Linked DNA regions of Homo sapiens: region 1 is linked to region 2. A link is a contact called in ENCODE POLR2A ChIA-PET data. All regions are on one chromosome and are shown on one strand. Each heading gives the region's core, a stretch centred on a gene start or an enhancer-like site at or near the end of the contact. The rest is flanking DNA. Distances are from core to core; before and after follow the strand shown. Region 1 overlaps NXN (nucleoredoxin). Region 2 holds the start of VPS53 (VPS53 subunit of GARP complex).

Region 1 (4,260 bases), core at 1,025-3,524, 240 kb before region 2:
GAGCCTCTGTCTCACTCTGGACTCCTTAGAGAAGGGAGTGTGAATTCTCTGTGGAGTGATAAGTACAACTGTTGAGAGTATAGTTTGAACTTGACATAGGTTTATAAGGTTGGGCCTGGCTGGAGAATCCTAACAGGTTTATGCTGGGCGCGAGGAAGTTATAAAAATGTTTCTCCTGTTCCTTAGAGTTCGTCCTCAGGGACAGGGGGTGTGGGGCATCCGAGGTGCCTCGTCCTGCTTGTGGTGGGAGGGGGGTCATAGTCTTTTCTTTTTTTGAGACGGAGTCTCGCTCTGTCTCCCAGGCTGGAGTGCAGTGGCGCGATCTCAGCTCACTGCAACCTCCGCCTCCTGGGTTCAAGCGATTCTCCTGCCTCAGCCTCCCAAGTAGCTGGGATTACAGGCGTGAGCCACCATGCCTGGCTAATTTTTCTATTTTTGGTAGAGATGGGGTTTCACCATGTTGGCCAGGCTGGTCTCAAACTCCTGACCTCAGGTGATCCGCCCGCCTCGGCCTCCCAAGGGTCATAGTCTTCCGTTTGGACTTCAGGGAGCTACTCAGACATTCCCTGAGCTGGAGGGTTCCATGATAATGATCATCAGTCATGGCTTCTGTGGACTGAGCCCCTCACTGGATTCCAGGGACCACCTTGAAGTGGTCTTCATGGCTCTCATCTTTAACACGGGGTAGCCTAGGACCCCTCTAGGACCACCTTGTTACTGCTTTTCATGTATTATCTCATTGCGTCTTCCAGGACGGAGAAGTGGGTCCTGGCTCTGCTGGCCGTCATTCCTCCCAGAGGGATGGGCAGCAGGAACCTGTCGTCCGTGGTACCTGCCGGGTTCCAACCTTGGTCTGTCTGACTCCAGCCCCCCCACAGTGTGACCGTCCGTGGTACCTGCCGGGTTCCAACCTTGGTCTGTCTGACTCCAGCCCCCCCCACAGTGTGACCGTCCGTGGTACCTGCCGGGTTCCAACCTTGGTCTGTCTGACTCCAGCCCCCCCACAGTGTGACCGTCCGTGGTACCTGCCGGGTTCCAACCTTGGTCTGTCTGACCCCAGCCCCCCCACAGTGTGACCGTCCGTGGTACCTGCCGGGTTCCAACCTTGGTCTCTCTGACTCCAGCCCCCCCACAGTGTGACCGTCCGTGGTACCTGCCGGGTTCCAACCTTGGTCTGTCTGACCCCAGCCCCCCCACAGTGTGACCGTCCGTGGTACCTGCCGGGTTCCAACCTTGGTCTGTCTGACCCCAGCCCCCCCACAGTGTGACCGTCCGTGGTACCTGCCGGGTTCCAACCTTGGTCTGTCTGACCCCAGCCCCCCCACAGTGTGACCGTCCGTGGTACCTGCCGGGTTCCAACCTTGGTCTGTCTGACCCCAGCCCCCCCACAGTGTGACCGTCCGTGGTACCTGCCGGGTTCCAACCTTGGTCTGTCTGACCCCAGCCCCCCCACAGTGTGACCGTCCGTGGTACCTGCCGGGTTCCAACCTTGGTCTCTCTGACCCCAGCCCCCCCACAGTGTGACCTGAATTTTCTGCAACCTCCTGTGGCCTTGTCCTGGCAGGAGGTGGGTAACTGTCATGAGTTTCTCAGACCACAAAAACCACAACCACCACCGCCCCCCACAAAAACGGAAACGCCCCTTCTTTCAGCGCTGGCCATGAGGGAGCGGTGGTGATGGATGGCTGACCGTGGAGAATTCTGCATTCCAGGGGACTGAGGTCAGGGCAGGCGGGAGCTGCGTGGCCCTGGTTTCCAGGACTCAGGCTCTGGTGCATTCTCGGGGAGGCTGAGCTCCCCTTCCCGGGTGCCCTCCGTCTACTGAGTGTGCCGAGCTCATTGCTTTCCTGCCTCCCGTCCTCTCTGCCCCTGTGGCTCTCCCAGGGAAATACCCACGGGACCCCAGGTGAAGGTTCCTGCTGCCCGCCCCTCTGGGGCTGGCCCTGCTGGGAGGAATGCCGGCCCCCACCCCCAGCCCTGCCCAGACTCATGCCTGAGGTTTTACTGCTTTCATTCACTTCCATACATGGAAGTGGGGCTTGCCCGCCTCTGCCAGAGAGCGCCTGGATCAGGAGGTTTGTCTCCACACAGCTGACAGACCCTCCCGCCCCCAACCCCCGCCCCCGCCCCCAGCTCGCATTTTTAAAATGTATTGATTGAGAAAGACCCTGGCTTTAACCACATCATGTCTGCAAAAAGAGAGCGTGAGCATCTCAACAGAGAGATCAGGCTGCAGAATTACCCTCTGGTCCCTCGTGCGATCGTTGCAACACTGGCCTCCACCTGGGGGTGTGTTAGAAAGTTCTAAAGAGAAGCTGTTCAGTCTTTTTTTTTTTTTTCGAGATGGAGTCTCACTCTGTCACTCAGGTTGGAGTGCAGTGGTGTGATCTCAACTCACTGCAACCTCTGTCTCCCGGGTTCAAGCAATTCTCGTGCCTCAGCCTCCCAAGTAGCTGGGCTTACAGGCGCCCGCTACCACGCCCAGCTTTTTTTTTTTTTTTTTTTTTTTTTTTTAAGTAGAGACAGGGTTTCACCATGTTGGCCAGGCTGGTTTCGAACTTCTAACCTCAAAAGATCTGCCAGCCTCGGCCTCCCAAAGTGCTGGGATTACAGGCGTGAGCCACCGTGCCCGGCCGGAAGTGCTTTTTATAATGCGGAGTACTAGGGTTCTACCCGGTTTTTTCTGATTTTGTTTCATAAGCGATTGAGGATTGGACCTTGTACTAGTTAGACTTCCAGAAAGTCAAGAGTTGACAGCAGTAGCTCCTAAAGTAGATTTGGGGAGGAATGTGTCTTTCTTACGGAGGTGTCTTTACTGGCTTGGTGTGTCATTTGTTGGTCTTCTTTGTGCCAAACACTTCGCCATTTCGTCCGACTCTTTCCCCTGCTAACATCTTGGGAACAGTGTTGCGTGTCCCACTGGGTTGTCTCTGTGGTCCTGCTCACGTCCGTCCACTCGGTGGCATCCTCTGAGCCTCCTTATAGTGGAATGTGAGTTATTTTGAAGCCGTAATTCAAGATTGTAAAATTCTAGAAGCACATGCCGAGCTCTGGCTTTGCTTTTGGGGAACGGACGGGGGATGAAATGACTGTGCTGGCCTGGCCGTTTGCACCCCACCCACCCCTGAACACCAGATATAGAAAGTTCTAGAAGCACATGCTGAGCTTTGGTTTTGCTTTTGGGGAATCGACAGGGGATGAAATGACTGTGCTGGCCCGGCCGTTTGCACCCCACACACCCCTGAAAACCAGATATAGTTCCCTGCCTTGGATAAGATCTTAAAAATAAAACCAAGCCTTCGGATCCTTTCTCGTTGGGATTTATTTTAAGCTTGAAATAGCAAACCCTAAAGTTCTTCATCTCTGTACCCACTCCCTTCCCCCACCGAATCCCTTTCTTGTATAAAAAGATTCTGAAATTCTTCCTTGATTCTTTCCTGCCTGGAGGGGAAAGGGGCGAACAGGCACCAGCTTTACTGCTGCAGTCCGTGATGTTGATCTGAATTCCTTCTCCTGCTCTTTTTCTAGTTAAAAAGATTCCCTGCTGTGACCCATGGATGTGTATTCACAGGGCACCGAATTTGTAAGGTGGATGGAACTGCCTTCAGAGTTAAGGGGCTTCTTTTAAGCAATCTTTTTTTCCTTTTTAAAAAAGTGATTTCTTAAGCATCAGGCTGTCTTCAGCCTACTAATTGTTTTGGCTCCAAGGAGGACCAGGACCTGGGGCTAATTGCTTCTGGCATTGACCGTTAGCCCCCGAGAAGCTGCTGGCCAAATGACTGTTACCAGAAGGTGCCCAGGCAGATGCTGGGGCTGAACAATGCATGGCGTCTTCCCACCCCAGCCCCCACTGCTCCAGGCTGAGCCCAGTGGCTCTCCAGGGTCTCAGAGGTCCTCACGTGGCTGCCCCTTTCCAGACTGAGGCAGGGAGGTGGGTCCTAACAGAGGAGGCCCGCGGGGAGAGGAGGAGGCAGCAGGGAGAGGAGGAGGCAGGGGGGAGAGGAGGAGGCCACGGGGAGAGGAGGAGGCAACGGGGAGAGGAGGAGGCAGGGGGGAGAGGAGGAGGCCGCGGGGAGAGGAGGAGGCAGGGGGGAGAGGAGGAGGCCGCGGGGAGAGGAGGAGGCAGCGGGGAGAGGAGGAGGCAGGGGGGAGAGGAGGAGGCCGCGGGGAGAGGAGGAGGCAGGGGGGAGAGGAGGAGGCAGCGGGGAGAGGAGGAGGCCGCGGGGAGAGGAGGAGGCAGCGGGGAGAGGAGGAGGCAGG
Region 2 (4,178 bases), core at 1-2,500:
TACTGCTCCTATTTTTTACTTTGAGCAACTCTGATAACAACAACAAAAAAAAGTTCAGTGGGGCCAACGCGTTTCCCTCCTGGAGTTTCCCGGTTCACCTGGTGGAGCGGGTCCTCCTTGGGCTGCAATTCCCTCCTTCTTTTCAGTGTCTGCAGGAAAGGTGGTTTCACAGGGTGATCGGTGATCTGGCTTATTTGTTCCTTTGTGGGGGTAAGGGCTGGGCACCTCACTATTTCCTGTATTACCAGCTTGAATTTACATCGCGCTGTTAATGTTTAATCCTCTCCACATCGACGCGGGGTAGTAATTTGTTCCAAGTCACACAACTTATCAATGGTGGACTATTCAGGACTTAGATCCCGGATATTCAACCTCAGTAAACGTCTCCCCAGCTCCAGGGCGCTGCGTCATCTGGCTTTAAAAAAACGTTTCTGGCCGGGCGCAGTAGCTCACGCCTGTCATCCCAGCACTTTGGGAGGCCGAGGCGGGCGGATCACGAGGTCAAGAGTTCGAGACCAGCCTGGCCAACATGGTGAAACCTCGTCTCCACTAAAAATACAAAAATTAGCTGGGCGTGGTGGCGGGCGCCTGTAATCCCAGCTACTCGGGAGGCTGAGACAGGAGAATCGCTTGAACCCAGCAGGCGGGGTTGCAGTGAGCCGAGATCGCGCCGTTGCACTCCAGCCTGGGCAACAAGTAAGACTCCGTCTCAAAAAAAAAAAAAAAAAAAAAAAAGACGTTTCTCCCCATAAGGAGGCTGCAGTCACCTCGAAAAGCTTCTGCGCAGAGCCCGGCGCACGGGGAATTTCTATCGAGTGGGCACTGTCCCGTCCTACGAATGTCCTTGGCGACATCGCCACTCGCCAGCTGGGATCACGTCGCCCCCGTGGCCGGGGACACCCGCTGCCACTGACCGAGGGGGCCCCGGGAGCTGAGAGGTCGCCGCTGCGCTGCCCGCGGAGGCTGTGGGCTGCGGTTGGCGACGCCGCAGGGCTGACTTTCATCCGGGCGTCCTGCTGGAGGCCAGACCCTACCCCAACCTCGGGGTCCTCAGTGCGGGGCGCGCCTTGGGGAGGGAAGAGGCCCCGCCCATCCTAAGGACGCGCTGAGGCCACGCGGGGCCGCCGGGATACTGCGTTGCCCGGGAGACACCTGACGTGACAGGAACGCCGCCAGTCTCAGTCCGCCGTGATCCCACAGTTCCCCGGTCCCGGAAGTGCCCTGGCCTGCCGGAAGTGCCGGAGCGGCTGACAGAGCGGCTGACGGAGCCGGGCTCACCAGGTCGCTGCCGCGAGGGAGTTGCTGTGCTGGGGCCTGGGTGGCGGCTGGAGGCCTGAGTTGGGCTCGCGGCGGGGGTCGGCAGGGGGCCGGGTGGCGGAATGATGGAGGAGGAGGAACTGGAGTTCGTGGAGGAGCTGGAAGCCGTGCTGCAGCTCACGCCCGAGGTGCAGCTGGCCATCGAGCAGGTAAGCGTTCCGCCCCTCAGGAGGGGAAACGGGAGTGCGGGAGGGGAGACGGCAGCTCCGGGCGCTGGGGAGGCCGCGGCGGGTGGACGGAGGGCCGGGGGCTCGCGGCAGAAGGGAAAGTGGAGGTGGGGAGGTGGTGCGGGTGAGAAGCGGTTTCTGAATCAGAAGGAAAGGAAAGAGAACCCTTTCTAGGCTTTGATTGTCTTTGGCGAGGGCTGGGGGTTCTGGTGGTTTTGGGGAAAGGAATTGTGCGCTTAGAGAGGACGACGCTAGGAGAATGCAGGCCTTGGGTGCCATCCTCAGATTCTGGGGACTGTGGGGGCTTCATGCATTTACCAGACTCGTGCCAACGCCCCGGTTTTGCAAGCTGGCACCTCGTGAGTGGCTTGGAACTGGGGGAAGGGAATGACTTTAATTTCTGAAGCGGACGGCAGAGAAGAGAGAAAGTGTTGAAAAATGACATCGTTACCATTCTTAAAAGGTTGAGAATTCCTACCGTTGAATAGTTTGGGTGAGGTTGGAGAATACTCCCAAGGGGCCTCTTTTCCCTTCAGGAACTTTTTTTTTTTTTTTTTTTTGAGACGGATTCTCGCTCTGTCGCCCGGGCTGGAGTGCAACGGCACGATCTCGGCTCACTGCGACCTCCGCCTCCCGAGTTCAAGCGATTCTCCTGTCTCAGCCTCCTGAGTAGCTGTGATTACAGGCGCACGCCACCACACCCGGCTAATTTTTTTTTTTTTTTGGGGTAAAGACGGGGGTTTCACCGTTTTGGCCAGGATGGTCTCGAACTCCTGAGCTCAAGTAACCCGCCCGCCTTGGCCTCCCAAAGTGCTGGGATTACAGGCGTGAGCCACCACGCGCGGCCCTGCCTGCAGGAACTCTTGCCTTTGCAAGTTTATTGAGTTTTTAAGGCTAATGATATTAGAAATAGTGATTTTTTTCTTTTCTTTTTTTCTTTTTTTTTGTTTTCTGAGACGGAGTCTCGCTCTTTCGCCCAGGTTGGAGTGTAGGGGTGCCATCTCGGCTCACTGCAACCTCCGCTTCCAGGTTCAAGTGATTCTCCTGCCTCAGCCTCCTGAGTAGCTGGGACTACAGGCAACCGCTACCATGCCTAGCTAATTTTTGTATTTTTAGTAGAGACCGGGTTTCACCATGTTGGCCAGGCTGGTCTTGAACTCCTGACCTCAGGCTATCCGCCCGCCTCGGCCTCCCAAAGTGCTGGGATTACAGGTGTGAGCCACTGCACCCGGTCAGAAATAGTGATTTCTAATACTGCAGGGTATTGCTCCTGATAAACGGAGAAAATCTCCCTTAAAGGAATTGTCATGAAGTTATATGATTTAAGAAAGGGATTTATGATTGAGGAAATGGACAATTCCATTATGCCTTATTTAATGACCCCTGGGAAACTTTTTTTTTTTGAGATAGGGTCTTGCTCTGTTGTCCAGGCTGGAGTACAGTGGCATAATCGTAGCTCACTGCAGCCTCGAACTCCTGGGGCTCAAGTGATAACCCTGCCTCAGCCTCCCGAGTAGCTGGGACTACAGGTGCATTCATTGACGCTTCGATGTGTGTTTTTCCAGTAGTGGTTGGATTACTTATACAACCAACTTTGTCCTAGCCTGAGAACGCCAAACCATTGGGCAGGAAGCTTTTAGTGTTCCGGCCACACGGCTCCACCACTTACCTCCTTTTGCCAGAAAAAGACATAACATTTCTGTTGCTCTTTGGACTAGTGGGCTCTCATGGAAGAAAAGAATAATGCAGTCAGTTACTGTTTGGTTGACAGGTATCAGAAAAGCACATTTTTGCTATTTCTTTTGTTTGTTTCAACAGCTTTTGGGGTACAGGTGGTTTTTGATTACATGGATGAATTACATAGCGGTGAATTCTGACATTTTTCCTATTTTGTAAGAATAAGTTTGAGTGATAGTATAGCAGACATCTTTATGTCAAGCAGAATTCAGACATCATTATGTCAAGATGAATTCAGAATTTTTTCTTACTTTAGCACTCTGAATGAAATTCTGTAGTAGCATACTTGTAAAGAGTAGTGATGTGTGAGGAGTCAGGAAGGGTTGATAAAATGGAATCACATTTTACTCCAAGATGAAGTCCCAGAGTCATTGCATAAGGTGAAAATTGGCTGGGCTCGGTGGCTCACACCTGTAATCCCAGCACTTTGGGAGGCCAGGGCGGGTGGATCACGATGTCAGGAGTTCAAGACCAGCCTGGCCAACATGGTGAAACCCCGTCTCTCCTAAAAATACAAAAATTTAGCTGGGCATGGTGGCAGGTGCCCGTAATCTCAGCTACTCGGGAGGTTGAGGCAAAGAACTGCTTGAACCCGGGAGGCAGAGGTTGCAGTGAGCTGAGATGGTGCCACTGCCTTCCAGCCTGAGCGACAGAGTGAGACTCCATCTCGAAAAAAAAAAAAAAAAAAAAGGCGAAAGTCACTCTAGACATGAAAATCACTCTGCCCTGAAGTTCTTTAAATTGCCCATGAAGGCCGGGTGTGGAGGCTCACGCCTGTAATCCCAGCACTTTGGGAGGCCGAGGCGGGTGGATCACAAGTTCAGGAGATTGAGACCATCCTGGCCAACACGGTGAAACCCCTTCTCTACTAAAAACACAAAAAATAAGCCGGGTATGGTGGCGAGCGCCTGTAGTCCCACCTTCTCAAGAGGCTGAGACAGGAGAATGGCATGAACC

Evidence for each region. ChIA-PET counts read pairs that join two places held with the same protein, here RNA polymerase II (POLR2A).
Region 1: POLR2A ChIA-PET joins it to region 2 with 19 read pairs in Caco-2. The contact joins the enhancer-like site here to the promoter of VPS53 in region 2. POLR2A ChIA-PET finds 5 or more read pairs at or near these places in 3 of 52 experiments (Caco-2, IMR-90 and OCI-LY7).

The regions. Positions count from the first base shown.
Region 1 is chr17:949,430-953,689 of GRCh38, reverse strand. All of the region lies in intron 1 of NXN (nucleoredoxin), which reads left to right. Among named protein-coding and RNA genes, the nearest start is that of NXN, 28 kb to the left of the region's middle. RefSeq lists an enhancer at 3,030-3,922. Within about 2 kb of position 2,274, at least 15 of the 41 ENCODE cell types and tissues checked have a DNase peak (open chromatin) inside an H3K27ac peak, as active enhancers do; they include IMR-90, where a contact is called at or near this core.
Region 2 is chr17:711,911-716,088 of GRCh38, reverse strand. It overlaps VPS53 (VPS53 subunit of GARP complex), which reads left to right and starts at 1,250. Exons shown (of 22, transcript NM_001128159.3): 1 at 1,250-1,466. The coding sequence starts at 1,380. RefSeq lists an enhancer at 709-778.